3 separate regions of the Homo sapiens genome follow, and all the other regions are linked to region 2. The links are chromatin contacts, found by Hi-C or POLR2A ChIA-PET in ENCODE. All regions are on one chromosome and are shown on one strand. Each heading gives the region's core, a stretch centred on a gene start or an enhancer-like site at or near the end of the contact. The rest is flanking DNA. Distances are from core to core; before and after follow the strand shown.

The links. Hi-C counts contacts between places; a loop is a spot of excess contacts on that map. ChIA-PET counts read pairs that join two places held with the same protein, here RNA polymerase II (POLR2A). Pooled maps may share reads with other maps.
Region 1: a pooled map shows a loop between it and region 2 (2.0-fold over the local background). The contact joins two enhancer-like sites. A Hi-C loop is called at or near these places in 4 of 50 pooled maps. POLR2A ChIA-PET finds 5 or more read pairs at or near these places in 4 of 52 experiments (GM10248, activated T-cell, activated naive CD4-positive, alpha-beta T cell and 1 more).
Region 3: a pooled map shows a loop between it and region 2 (4-fold over the local background). The contact joins two enhancer-like sites. A Hi-C loop is called at or near these places in 1 of 168 maps with a recorded cell type or tissue (K562) and 8 of 50 pooled maps. POLR2A ChIA-PET finds 5 or more read pairs at or near these places in 2 of 52 experiments (OCI-LY7 and activated naive CD4-positive, alpha-beta T cell).

The regions. Positions count from the first base shown.
Region 1 is chr6:25,165,629-25,170,027 of GRCh38, forward strand. No RefSeq gene overlaps it. Among named protein-coding and RNA genes, the nearest start is that of CARMIL1, 110 kb to the right of the region's middle. Within about 2 kb of position 2,528, at least 2 of the 41 ENCODE cell types and tissues checked have a DNase peak (open chromatin) inside an H3K27ac peak, as active enhancers do.
Region 2 is chr6:25,049,263-25,054,241 of GRCh38, forward strand. No RefSeq gene overlaps it. Among named protein-coding and RNA genes, the nearest start is that of RIPOR2, 120 kb to the left of the region's middle. RefSeq lists an enhancer at 4,844-4,979. Within about 2 kb of position 1,274, at least 8 of the 41 ENCODE cell types and tissues checked have a DNase peak (open chromatin) inside an H3K27ac peak, as active enhancers do.
Region 3 is chr6:24,973,055-24,977,874 of GRCh38, forward strand. It overlaps a transcript of RIPOR2 not described here and the pseudogene PPIAP29. Among named protein-coding and RNA genes, the nearest start is that of RIPOR2, 40 kb to the left of the region's middle. Within about 2 kb of position 1,662, at least 4 of the 41 ENCODE cell types and tissues checked have a DNase peak (open chromatin) inside an H3K27ac peak, as active enhancers do.

The DNA of each region.
Region 1 (4,399 bases), core at 1,278-3,777, 120 kb after region 2:
TTATTTTATACTGCACTTGATATTTTCCCATAAAAACAAGTTGCGAATGGCAAGTAAGTTCTAACCAGCCCACAAAAATCTTACTTACCCCATGAAGTAGTCAACATTGTATTGATTGGAGCTTTAAGACTAACTGCACTTTTGATCCATGAATTCAGTGTACCATTTAGTCCAGAGCACCCCTCAAGTCCAAACCCTGGGTCTTCCATGCCCATTCAGCCTTTAGTATCTCTCTGGATCCTAAAGCTTTCTGAGACCTGAGCAAAGCAGTAAGTAATGTCTTGACAGAAGGAAAGCTCCAAAAACAAGATCTGCTAGCAGCCACAGAAAAAAGAAGGGAAGTATACAGAAAAGGCAGTGTTGCTGATAAGGGGGTTGGGTAAAGTGGACAGGGTTGCAGAGAGGGCTCAAGCAGATAGAATATCAAGGGTAAGCAGGGTGCGATACAAGCAAGTTCTATACCCAAGTAACTGAGTGAATTGTAAATCAGGTGTTCTGAAGATGGCAAACACTATATATTTGAAAACTGTTTTAACATCCTAAATCCCTCCCCATCCCCCAGCAAGAACTCTCAATTCTTATATCTAGTTACAGAAGACGTGAAGACAAACCATCAAAAATAAATATCCTAAATTCAGTAGAAAAACAATACACACCATACCTTTGTTCCATTCCGAGTAGGCAGGGGCCAAACAGCACAAGAGCAGCTCCCCAGAGAAAGCTGAAATGGAGTGAGGTTGAAATCTTCTTTTAAATAACGTTTAAAACTTCTAGAAAGGTTGCAGCCTGAACAATTCAATTTGCTTGGTAACAAATTTAATCAGATTTTATTGTAGCCAGAAAACCTTTCCGAAAGTAATTACGAGAGCACAGCAGGCAAGAGCACAGCAGGCGAGTCAGACTTCTGGTGACATGAACACTCAGCCTGCTGATATGAATTTCAGTTGTCTTCATATATCTGCCAACCTTACCATTACCCTCCCAGCTCCACCCACAGAGCCTAGCAAAGAGCACTTCAGATAAACTCTGAATTCCCCACCAGCACAGGAGTATGAAGTGTGTACTTTAGATAAACTCCGAATTCCCCACCAGCACAGGAGTATGAAGGGTGTGTGTGTGTGTGTGTGTGTGTGTGTGTGTGTGTGTGTGTATGTGTTCATACATGTGTGTCTGAAAGCACATGTATGTTTTTGCAGATACATGAATGTAGTGTCAGAGGAGAAAATATTAAGGAGAACTTAATATATCACTCCCTAATTTTTTGTATCCTTCTGTAAGTCATCCTGTCATAAACACAGATTTTGGTTTTCTTTGTAATATAATAAGAATTGCTTTGTTGTAAAAGAAAAGACCTCTGTATAGTATTTCCCACCGGGGCATACAGTTTAGGCCTGGCCTCTGTTCCTTCCCGATCCCTACCCTCCCCTGACTGTACTGTCCTCTCAACCCTGAGGGCTCAGACTAGTGGGAATTCAGAATCCAAGTCTAAATCTCTTCAGACATCTGTATGCCACTTGGTTTATTTTCCCCAGTTTGATAAATATCCTGTCTTGCCCAGTCACTGTTTCAGCTCTAGCAAGCAGGTGTTCTATGTTTCTTTAAACAAACACAATACAGTGAAGAACTAGCTGGCATTGTGCCTGCCCAGGTATTTTCAAAAACTCACCTTAAGTCCTCCCCGCTTCATTAAAATCAATTCCTCCTTTTCCCACTGAGTGCTCTTTCTCCTGAATCCCTGGAGAATTCTGTGCCTCAAAATTTGCACTTAAAAAAAAAAAAAAGCAACACTAAATTCTCTTTTATGTTAGTCTTGTCTCTCCAACTAGATTATAAGTTTCCGAAGCACTGGCAATGTGACTTTGAACTTGTATTTACCACAACGTTTAAAATTCTGTGTAGGAAACAACTAAGCAATTCTCACGAAACAGCAAGAGGACAGTTGTAACCACATCTTATTCTAGTTGGAGAAATGTCTGATAGTAGGATAAAGGAAGAAAAGACTGCTATGTAGAGCAATTCTTCTAAGTAACACCTGCCCTCAAAATATCCTTTTCCTCTCCAAATCAAGAAGGTCTCTCAAATTATTCCTTCCCTAGTTCTAGATGACATCACATGACATTTTTTAAAGTGAGGTATGACTTACATATAGTAATGTGCACTAATCTTGAATGTATAGCTCTATGACTTTTTTACGCAGGTATACATTCATGTAACTACCTCCCACATCAAGATATAGAAAATTTCTAGGACTCCAGCTAACTCCTTCCCAGTCAACATCCACTCAAATGATAGCCACTCCTCTAATCTGTATCACCACAGACTGGTTATGCCTACTCTTAAATTTTGTATAAATGGAATCATATGCTGTTTTGTATCTGGCCTCTTTCTCCTACCATTATGATTGTGGGATTTATCCATATTGTAAACATATTTCATGTTATGTGCATATTTTATTGCATGTTAAATAAATTCTACGTAAGCCTCACATAGGAAAAGAAAGCAGGAAACCACCAGAAGGAACTGAACCCTGAGATGCACAATTGCTTAGGGAACCCACAGGATTTGCCAACATTGAGAAAAATAGACCTCTGATTAGAAATAAAAGCCATCTATTTTCTCTTATACAAGAAACATTAGACATATGGGAAAAATTAGCTGCCAGAAATAAGCTGAACAATCAGGGCAAAGATATCTTTCTGCAAGATAGATTTAGTAAAGAAAACAAGGAAGAATTTTCAGAAAAAGAAATTTAGTGCATCAAGGAATAAAAAGGGATTATAATAGCAGGAACCTGAATTCTCTGAAGGAGAGAACAGGTGTGGCAACATCTTTTTGACTTAAATATCAGATAGAAACAAAGAGGACTTTAGAATTCAGGTAAAGGGAGTTCTGTCTGGAAGATAAGAAAGGCAGAGAACAGAGGCCCTTTCTCTTTTTTGATTTCCAACTTTTAAGTTCAGGGGTACATGTTCAGGATGTGCAGGTTTGTTACACAGGTAAACACGTGCCATGGCAGGTACTGCACAGACCATCCCATCACCTAGGTACTAAGCCCTGCTAGCATCCATTAGTGATTCTTCCTTTCAACAGGACAGAAGAGGAGCCTTGTTAGTAAGGTGGTAGGTGACAAATCCCTGGTAATGGGGCAGATGGAGGACTTTTTAAAACACATGAATACTCTCTGGAGAGCTGTGACGCCACCCTTTTCGCCACCTCAGACCTTCAGCAAAGTGTGTCCACACAAGGTGAATGGAATGAAAGAATGCCATTTGGGGAACACAAAGGAAAACGATGTGTTCCATGTCTGCACCAGGACAGGCTGTAAGAACAGACTCTAAGAAGAGGTACAATTAGGAAATCTAGGACAAAGAAAATTGGACCTAGGTGGGGACCAAGTACAAAACCTCTTGGAATTGAAAAGAAAAAAAAAAAACAGGAGTTAGGGGAGGCATTAAACTTCCCATCAAGAATGGGATGAAGAGCCAGACATTTTATTTAAATCTCAAAGGGAGGGGTAATTTTCAGGAAGGTGTCACATAAATGAAAAGGGGTAACAAAAAAGGAGAGAACAAAAGGATTTTTCCAGTAAAATCATGGGCGCCAAAACAAAACAAAAAAATAGTGGAGATCTTAAGTAGCAGAATAATATGCCAAAAACCAAACCTGGCAACTGTGAAACAGATAACCAATTTAAGGAATCTCCTAAAAAACAGAGAAGTTATGAAAGAAAATTAAGAAACAGGAAGAATAATATATGATAACTTCTACATAACAGAAATTCCAGAAAACAAATGAAGGAATGATCAAGAATAAGTTAACATTTTTCTCAATAGAAGAAAATCTAGATTTCATATTTAAAGAATCTAAGGATTGTTGGGCAGGAATACTGAAAAAAGCCATATTACAGATAATCTGTTGAAATTTGTAAATGACAGAAAAGAATCCTACAAGAAATCCTACAAACTTCCAGAACACTCCCCCACCCTCCTCACACTCACTTCTCCCAACAAAAGACACTCCAACACCTTCACCAAAATCAGGTGTCTGCCAAGTGCAAAGAAACCAGTGGACATTGCTCTCTTATTTGGAAATAAAATGCCAGGAGACCCAATGGAGTGATGTTTACAGAATTCTGAGGGAGAATTCTACAGCCAAATGGTGACTCAAGTGTGGCTGTAAAAATAAAGGCCTTTTCAGACTTGTAAGGACTCTGAACACACAATTTCCAACTGTGGTCTCAGAAATCAGTTCCACAGTATACTGTTCCCCTCAGCCTCAGAGTCTTTGGTGAATCTCCAGGTGACAGAGAGTTTCATCTCCCAAAGAGGCCCTCCAGTCTTCTCTGGTAAAGGTTTTAGATACTCTCGCCTTCCCAGACATCTGAGCTTCATTTTCTCCT
Region 2 (4,979 bases), core at 24-2,523:
TATCCAGAATCTATAAGGAACTTAAACAATTGAACATGCAAATAATAATAATAACCCATTAAAAATTAACCCCTTTAAAATGGGCAAAAGACATGAACAGACACTTCTCGAAAGAAGGCATACAAGTGGCCAAAAAACATTAAAAAATGCTCCACATCATTAATTATTAGAGAAATGCAAATACAAGCCACAATGAGAAATCATCTCACACCAGTCAGCATGGCTCTTATTAAAAAGTCAAAAAACAACAGATGTTGGTGAGGCTGCAGAGAAAAGGGAACACTTATACACAGTTGGTGGAAATGTAAATTAGTTCAGCTACTGTAGAAAGCAGTTTGGAGATTTCTCAAAAACTTAACACAGAGCTGCCATTCCACCCGGCAATCCCATTACTCTGCATATGCTGAAAAGAAAACAACTTGTTCCACCCAAAAGACACATACACTCACATGTTCATCACAGCACTATTCACAATGGCAAAGATATATGGAGCCACCTAGATGCCTATCAATTGTGGATTGAATAAAGAAAATGTGGTACATATACACCACGAAATACTACATAGACATCAAAAAGTGAAATCATATCCTTTGCAGCAACATGGATGCCACTGGAGGCCATTATCCTAAGCAAATTAATGCAGGAACAGAAATCCAAAGACTGTGTGTTCTCACTTATAAGTGGGAGCTAAACAATGGGTACTTACAGACATAATGATGGGAACAATAGACACTGCGGACTACTAGAGCAGGGAGGGAGGGATGAGGGCAAGGTTTGAAAAACCAACCGTTGTTACTACACTCAGTACCTGGGTGGCAGGATCATCATACCCCAAACATCAGCATCACACAATATACCTAGGTAACAATCCTGCACACGTACCCCCTGAATCTAAAATAAAAGTTGGAAAAGAAAAGAAAACTATATTTGGGAGACCTAGAAATGGATATTGTTCTAACAGTCTCCTCTCTTCTTGGTTTTTACAATTGTTAATTGCAACACTTTTCTGTTCTATACGGCATTTAACATAAATCAAATCAGATAGCTGCCAAGGAGGCAAATTCGAGATGAGAGAAATCTTCCAGAAGCTGTCACGGTACTGTGACTATGTTCCCTCTATCACCTTCTTTTATTATATGGCGCTTGAAATTCTGTGCAAGCAATGAACTTGAATGTGGAGAATGTGATACAAAAAAATCAAGTGCTTTTTTTTTTTTTTTTTGCAATCAGCGTCAGACCTTCTTTCCTCCTCATTAAGCCACACATTTCCTAAAGCCTCTGCTGCATGAGTCACCAACGTTTCTGATGTACATAATTTACAATAGCAGATGAGAGAGAACAGCAGGCCAGAGGGGGCGGAAAGTACAGTTAGGTCTAAAATGAGAGGCAGTTGAAAAGTTTGCATTTTCTCTGCTCTTGTGAATTTAAATACAGATCTTGCCAGTTTCCTCATTATAATCATAGAAAGACTAGCGGGTGGGTGTATGGAACAAGAAGTGGAGGACTTGCCACCATCTTTTGTTGTTCTTTCCGGTCAGGTTGACAATGCTGAAGATCCATGGCTCCTACGTAGGGCTCCGTTTCCTGACTCTTCATGCTTTATATTTTCTTTTATCAGGTACACACTCATAAATGCCTGGAATAAATAGCCTTGCGGGGTGTTATTCTCCCAAGGAACAGTTTCATTTGTGTTAAGTGTACAATATCAATTTTTACTCTTTCTTGGGCTCGTGTTGCTATTAAATTTTCATAAATCGCAGAATTTCACGGTGGAAGCATGTACAGTCTGCAAGGAGCAATGTGTTTAAGAGAATATGGGGAAAAAGACATAATTATGTGATCCTTTCTTCATTTTTCCTTCAACTCATTTTTAATAAATGGAAGCTAGATGTTAGACTCAGGAGAAAAAGCATCAGCATGTCTGTTTCTACTTTAAAACCATCCTGGGGAGAAACAGACCTTCAGTTACTCAGTGGAGAATGGCAACTGCTGAGCCAAAGTACGTTGTGTGACTTTTATAGAAAGTCAACAAGGAAAACTTGGCATTATTTTAACATAAAAGCTTATCAAGCACCAGGAGGAAAACGATAGCACAGCACCTGATTTATTTCTCTTCTGTGGCAAATACATACAAAAAGAACATGAGGTCTCAGTTTGCTCTTTGGAAATTGAAATGGAAGTAGGGGTCAGGTTCTAGCTGTGGCTATCTGGTTGTCTACACACATTTATTGAGCACTTATGGAGAGATAGGCTGTGTGTTGCATGCTTTTAATAGACATGTGGTTTCACTTTATTTCCCCTACATTCTTATTCATGAGGAGTTATTAGCAATCCTATTTTACATATAAAAAAGTGAAGGTTAAACAATACTCTAAATAATAATCCAACACATAGAGTACTTCACATGTGTTAATTCATATGATTGTCATATAATAATCCCGTGACCATTTTGCAGATAGGGCAACTGAGGCACAGAGAAGTTTAGTAACTTGCCATGGTCACACGCCCAGCAAGTGGCTGAGATGAGATTTGAATTGAGGTAGTCTGGCTCTAGAGCCCAAATATTTAACCACAACCTATACTAACTCTTCAAATTAAGCAAATAAACATTGCAGTGTAACCATTCATTCATAACATTCTATTTTTAAAACATATACCATGTAACTTTGACAAAGGCAATTATTGAATAATAAAGAATTAGAAAATTGGACAACTATTAGAGAATTACCCTAGACAACCTCATATCCAAATGTCTCATTTTACAGAAAATGAAACTGACCCTCAGATTAGGAGACACCTCCAAGTTGGCACAGCAGGTTGGTAGATCAGGACCAAGTTGTACCACACCTTCTCCCCAAACCTCAATACAATGTGCTTTCCACTGCTGCTCCGATAAGATTTCAAGGCATTTTTAAGGCTTAGAACACTTTTGGGAGACAGTTTTTGTGGAATCAAGGCAGACAATTTTGGAGTATGAAAGAAAAAGCTATGAGGCTAGAAGAGAGGACAGTGTCTGCATCTTATCTGTTCTCTTCTAGTCAGACACAGCCCATTACTGCCCTCTCTCCTTCCTTCTCTTTCTCCCTCCCAAACTGGCTTCACCAGCATTTCCTGTCTTGATGACCTTCTACCCAGTTGCTCAAGACAGTGCCCTAGGTGCTACTCCTTGCTTCCTAGCCCTTATGTCCCACATTCAAACCAACAACTGACCCACCTGATTCTGCCTCCTACTTGTTGATGAAAAGAATCAAACTCTGTAAAATATTCGAAGATATGTGTTCTGAGCCAAATATGAATGATCATGTCCTATGACACAGCCCTCAGGAGATCCTGAGAACATGTGCCCCAGGTGGTCAAGGCACAGCTTGGTTTTATACATTTTAGGGAGACATGAGACATCAATCTAATACATTGAAGCTATACAATGGTTCAGTCCAGAAAGGCAGGACAACTCAAAGTTGGGGTGGAGCTTCCAGGTTACAGGTAGATTTAAAATTTTTGTGGTTGACAATTGAGTTTATCTAAAGACCTGGGATCAATAGAAAAGAAATGTCTGGGTTATGATGAAAAGTTGTGGAGACCATAATTTTATCATACAGATGAAGCCTCTGGGTAGCAGAGAATAGATTGTAAATGTTTCTTATCAGCTTTAAGGTCTGTGTTGATGTTAATGCTGGTCAGCTTTTCCTGAATTCCAAAAGGGAGGAGAGTTTAATGAGGCAGGTCTGACACCCCCTTCCCATCATGGCCTGAACTAGTTTTTCAGGTTAACTTTGGAATGCCCTTGGCTAAGAGGAGGGTTCTGTTCAGATGGTTAGGGGGCTTAGAATTTTATTTTTGATTTACAACACCCAGGAGTCTAGTTTGAGTGGCTCATCACCTAGGCATAAAAGAAAGTTCCTATGCATTGAGTTTAAGCTTCAGAAGATAGAAATCTAGACACTGCCTGGAGAAACAGATACAGAAATAACTATGATATTTCCCTGACCCCTTAATGGGCGGAAACTGGAGTGCAGGGGTGCTGGAACTAGCCAGCCACTTCAGCACCAGCAGGGGTGAATTCCACTCACTCATGGGATGGGGAGCACACAGGTGAGCAGGTGCAGGAGGTGGGGCAAGTGCTTTTAGGCACTAGCAGGAGCAAAACTCTGTGCAGGTCCCGAGGCAGCATCTGGCGCCTGCGACCTCTGAAGGCCCAGAAGGAGTGTTACAGTGCCCTTTTAGCTTTGCCATCTGCAGACAGCTTAAGTGTTAATAGCTCAGTGGAGCATCAGCACGATAGCCTTTTGCAACCACACTCATGGCACCCAAGTTCTTGTCCGGCATCCAGGAGGAACGAGGTTGCACAAACAAGTTGAAGATGGTAAATGCAGGGGACTTTATTGCCAATGAACGTGGCTCTCAGCAGGAAGGGGAGCCAAAGAGGGGATGGAGCAGGAAGGTAATCTTCCCCTGAAGTCTGGCTATCCCCAGTCAGACTCCTCTCTGAAGCTATGCCATCAAGCTGTCCCTCTGAAGTCAAGCTGCTTCTCTCCAACTTCCAACCATAGTCCTCGTTGTCCAGCTGCTTCTCCTTTCTCTGCTGGCCAAGCCTGGGGTTTTTATGGGCACAGAATGAGGGGCAGGGTGGGTTATGGGTGGTTTTGGAAAGGGCAACATTTGAGCAGGAAAGCAGGGATGTAAGTTCTCACTTTGGGCTGCAGTATCAAGAGTTTCAGCTTGAGAGTGGGGACCTACCCAGGGAACTGCCCTCTTCTGCGCAGAATTTCCCTGCTTCCTGTTCCTATCAACAGTAACTAGGTGTCAACTTACTAATTTAGCCACCCAGTGGCTGTCCCAAGAGCCCTCTAAATCTGCAATCACTGGAAGGCCTCACTGAAAAGTCTTCCTTTCTTCTGTGATTAAGGGCCTGATATTTTAACTTTTAGAATAACTTATTATGCAAATAGTGACCAATTGACATCAGTGGAGCAGAGTTG
Region 3 (4,820 bases), core at 412-2,911, 76 kb before region 2:
GGAGAGGAAGGAAGGAAAGAAGAGAGGGAAAAAGAAAGCATCTATTAACATATATTCATTTGATCTGAATAAACATTTCTCCAAAAAACATATTTAAATAGTCAATTAGCTGCAGAGAATAGGGAATGCTTATACACTGTTGGTGGGAATGTAAATTAGTTTTGCCACTATAGAAAGCAGTCTGAAGATTCTCAAAGAATGTAGAACAACATTCGACCCAGCAATCTCATTACTGGGTATATATCCAAAAGAACATCATCCTTCTAGGCTGGGCTTGGTGGCTTATGCCTGTAATCCCAGCACTTTGGGAGGCTGAGGCGGGTGGATCACAAGGTCAGGAGATCAAGACCATCCTGGCCAACATGGTGAAACCCCCGTTTCTACTAAAAATACAAAAAAAAATTAGATGGGTGTGGTGGCGTGCGTCTGCTACTTGGGAGGCTGAGGCAGGAGAATAGCTTGAACCTGGAAGGCAGAGATTGCAGGGAGCTGAGATCACACCACTGCACTCTAGCCTAGTGACAGAGTGAGACTGCATCTCAAAAAAAAAAAAAAAAGTCATCCTTCTACCAAAAAGACATATGCACTCACATGTTCATCACAGCACCATTCACAATAGCAAAGACATGGAATCAATCTAGGTGCCCATCAATGGTGGACTGAATAAAGAAAATATGGTATATATACACCATGGAATACAATGCAGCCACAAAAAAAGAATTAAATCATGTCCTTAGCAGCAACATGGATGCAGCTGGAGGTCATTATCCTAAGTGAATTAATGTAGGAACAGAAAACCAAATACCACATATTCTTACTTATAAGTGGGAGCTAAATCTTGGGGACACATGGACATAAAGATGGGAATGATAGACACTTGGGATGACTAGAGGACGGAGAGAAGGAGAGGGATAAGGGTTGAAAAAGTAACTACTGGGTACTATGTTCACTACCTGGGTGACCTGGGTCAATTGTACCCCAAAACTCAGCATTACACAATATACTCATGTAACAATCCTGCACATGTGCTCGTTGAGTCTAATAAGTTGTGTTGGGTGGTGGCTCATGCCTGTAATCCCAGCACTTTGGGAGGCAGAGGTGGGAGGACTGTTTGAGCCCAGGAGTTAGAGACCAGCCTGGGTAACATAGTGAGACCTCCTCTCTGCAAGGAAAAAAATAAGATTAGCTGGATGCGGTGGTGAGCACCTGTGGTCCTAGTTATTGAGGATCACTTGAGCCCAGGAGTTCCAGGCTGCAGTGAGCCGTGATCGTGCCTCTGCACTCCAGCCCTGGGTGACAGAGCAGCATCCTGTCTCAAAACCAAAAAACAAACAAACAAAAAAACCCAATTGAAATTATAAAATATGTTCAACATCATTAGTCATCAGGGAAAATGGAAATCAAAACCACAAGAGAGTATTTCACACCCAGCAGGATGGCTACAACACACTGATAATCACAAGCGTTGAGGAAGATGTGGAGAAACTGGAGCCCCTATACATTGCTGGTGGGAATGTAAAATGGTGCAGTAGCTTTGGAAAGGAGCTTCGCAGTTCCTCAAAAGGTACCATAGCACTCAGCAATTCCATTCCCAGTTATATACCCAAGAGAAATGAAGATATTTGTCCACACAAAAACATGTATGCAAATGTTTGTGGCAGCATTATTCATCATAGCCAAAAATGGAAACAACTGTTCATCAACTGATGAATAGATAAAGTGTGGTATAGTCATACAGTGCAAGATTACTTGGCAACAAAAAGTAAGAGGTATTGATACACGCTACAGCATAGATGAACCATTAAAATATTATGCTAAGTGAAAGAAGCCAGTCACAAAAAACTACATATTGTATGAGTTTATGGAAATAAAATGTAAAGAATAAGCTAATCTTCAGAGACAGAAAGTAGACTGGTGGTTGCCAGGAGCTGGGGTGAAAGGAGAAGTGGGAAGTGACTGCTAATGGGTATGGGGTTTCTTTTAATGGTAATAAAAATATTCTAAAATTGATCATGGTGATAGTAGTACAGCTCTGTGAATATACTAAAAGCCATTGAATTATACACTTTAAATTGGTGAACTGTACGGTATGTGAATTAAATCTCAATACAGCTAAAATAAATAATGAATCTCTACTTATCTTCATTTGTAAATTTCACCAAACTACTAACTTTTAATTGTAGAAGTTTAAACACAAAGAATGTAGAGATATTTACAGCATGTATAACAGAGAATGGGAAATATACTTTAATAAGGAACTCTTCCAAATCAAATAAACAAATATAAAGAAATAAGAAAAAGATGTACAGCACGGTAAAAAACTAGGCAAACGACACAATATGCAAGAGAAGTACAGATGAACAGAAAATTCAGAAAAGCATGGGATGGTGAAAAGGGGAGACATTGATTAAAGGGTACAAATATTCAGTTATCAGACCTAATGTTCAGCATTGTGACTACAGTTAATAATAATGTATTGTTAGCCAGGCCCAGTGGTGCACACCTGTAGTCCCAGCTACTCGGGAGTCTGAGGCAGGAGGATTGCTTCAACCCAGGAGTTTAAGCCCAGCCTGGGCAATATAGTGAGACTCCATCTATAAAATAATGGTAATAATAATGCATAGTATACTTGAAATTTGATAAGAGAGTAAATCTCAATTGTTCTCAGCATACAAAAAAAGTAACTATGTGAGGTGATAGATATGTAAATTAACTTGATTGTACTAATCATTTCACAATGTGTCCGTATATTGAAACATCACTTTGTACACCCTAAATATATAAATATATATAATTTTTATTTATCAATCATACCTCAGTAAAGCTGGGAAAAAACAAACTTCTAGAGATTGGTTGGTTGTATAACAACGTGAATATACTTTAGCACTATTGAACTATATACACTTAATGATGATCAACATGCTAAATTTTATGTGTATTTTGCCAGAGTTAAAAATTTTTGAAAAGAGAAAAGTGTCAAATTTATTAACACCTAAAGAAATGCTAGCGGAAAGGTTAACTGGTTCAGCCTTTTTGGATGTCATATTAGTAACATGTTAAGATAATTTTTAAAATTCATCCTTTTGGTGGAATAATTTTATATCTAGAAAATAACAAGGAAAAAGAATATGTGCAAACATACTCACTATGGCATTATTTATAATGACAAAAATTGCCGACAGCCAAATGTATGACAATAAGGAAATAGTTACATATATTAGAACGTATATATGCCTTGAAATATTGTGCAACCACTTAAATTGTGTTTTTAAAAATGACTAAATTATTCTAGAAAATATGATATTAAGAAACGAGAAAAGGCTTTGCAGACGCCGCCGCCGAGGAAAACCGTGTGCTATTAGCCATGGTCAACCCCACCATGTTCTTCGACATTGCCGTCGACGGTGAGCCCTTGGGCCGCATCTCCTTTGAGGTAAGGGGCCTGGAAACCAAGAAGTGACTGCTCATCTAATCCATAAAGCTATGTTAACAGATTGGAGCTGTTTGCAGACAAGGTCCCAAAGACAGCAGAAAATTTTCGTGCTCTGAGCACTGGAGAGAAAGGATTTGGTTATAAGGGTTCCTGCTTTCACAGAATTATTCCAGGGTTTATGTGTCAGGGTGGTGACTTCACACGCCATAATGGCACTGGTGGCAAGTCACCACTGGGAGAAATTTGAAGATGAGAACTTCATCCTAAAGCATACAGGTCCTGAAATCTTGTCCATGGCAAATGCTGGACCCAACACAAATGGTTCCCAGTTTTTCATCTGCACTGCCAAGACTGAGTGGTTGGATGGCAAGCATGTGGTCTTTGGCAAAGTGAAAGAAGGCATGAATATTGTGGAGGCCATGGAGCGCTTTGGGTCCAGGAATGGCAAGACCAGCAAGAAGATCACCATTGCTGACTGTGGACAACTCGAATAAGTTTGACTTGTGTTTTATCTTAACCACCAGATCATTCCTTCTGTAGCTCAGGAGAGCACCCCTCCACCCCATTTGCTTGCAGTATCCCAGTATCTTTGTGCTCTTGCTGCAGTTCCCTTTGGGTTCCATGTTTTCCTTGTTCCCTCCCATGCCTAGCTGGATTGCAGAGTTAAGTTTATGATTATGAAATAAAAACTAAATAACAACAACAACAAAAAGAAACGAGAAAAAACTCACTGCATATATATAGAATGACACCAATTTTGTGGCAAATAAGCCATACATATAGAAAAAAATACCAAAAATCATGGTAGGGTTACCAATGTTTTCAATTTTTTTTTTGCTTGAAACTTCTCTGAATGTCCTAAAAGGTCGACAGGACTATGTGTCCCCCCTTCCCTTTTTTTGGTATGCCTTTTAAATCATAATAAAGGTACATGTTTAATTTAAAACAGAGAAATTCAGAACACAAGCCACTTTCAACTTCATCTAAGAGCCTATTCTATCAGATACATAACAGGAAACGGAGACCAAATATTTATCTCCAATATTGAAATAAAGCATAGTAGTTCCATATTTTATTGTTCAAATATAAGAAAACTCAGGAGAATCATGTAATAAACATTTTCTAGTTTTGCTAATAATCTCGATGGAAGGAAAAGAGCCAGGTCCCGTCACTGGCCCATCAGTGATGGGAGGGTAGCTATGGTCCTGTTGAAAGGCTGCCCTGATGTTTTGTTGGTTTCTGTAAACATCTGGCTCTTGAAATCCTAATTATTCAGGATGTAAAAGTTTTGAGAATTATAGTCATCAGAATTTCCAAAAAAGTTGTAATGTTTATTGAAGGGCAGAGGAAGCTTCCCTCCCTACCTCCATGTATTCATCTAAAGCTG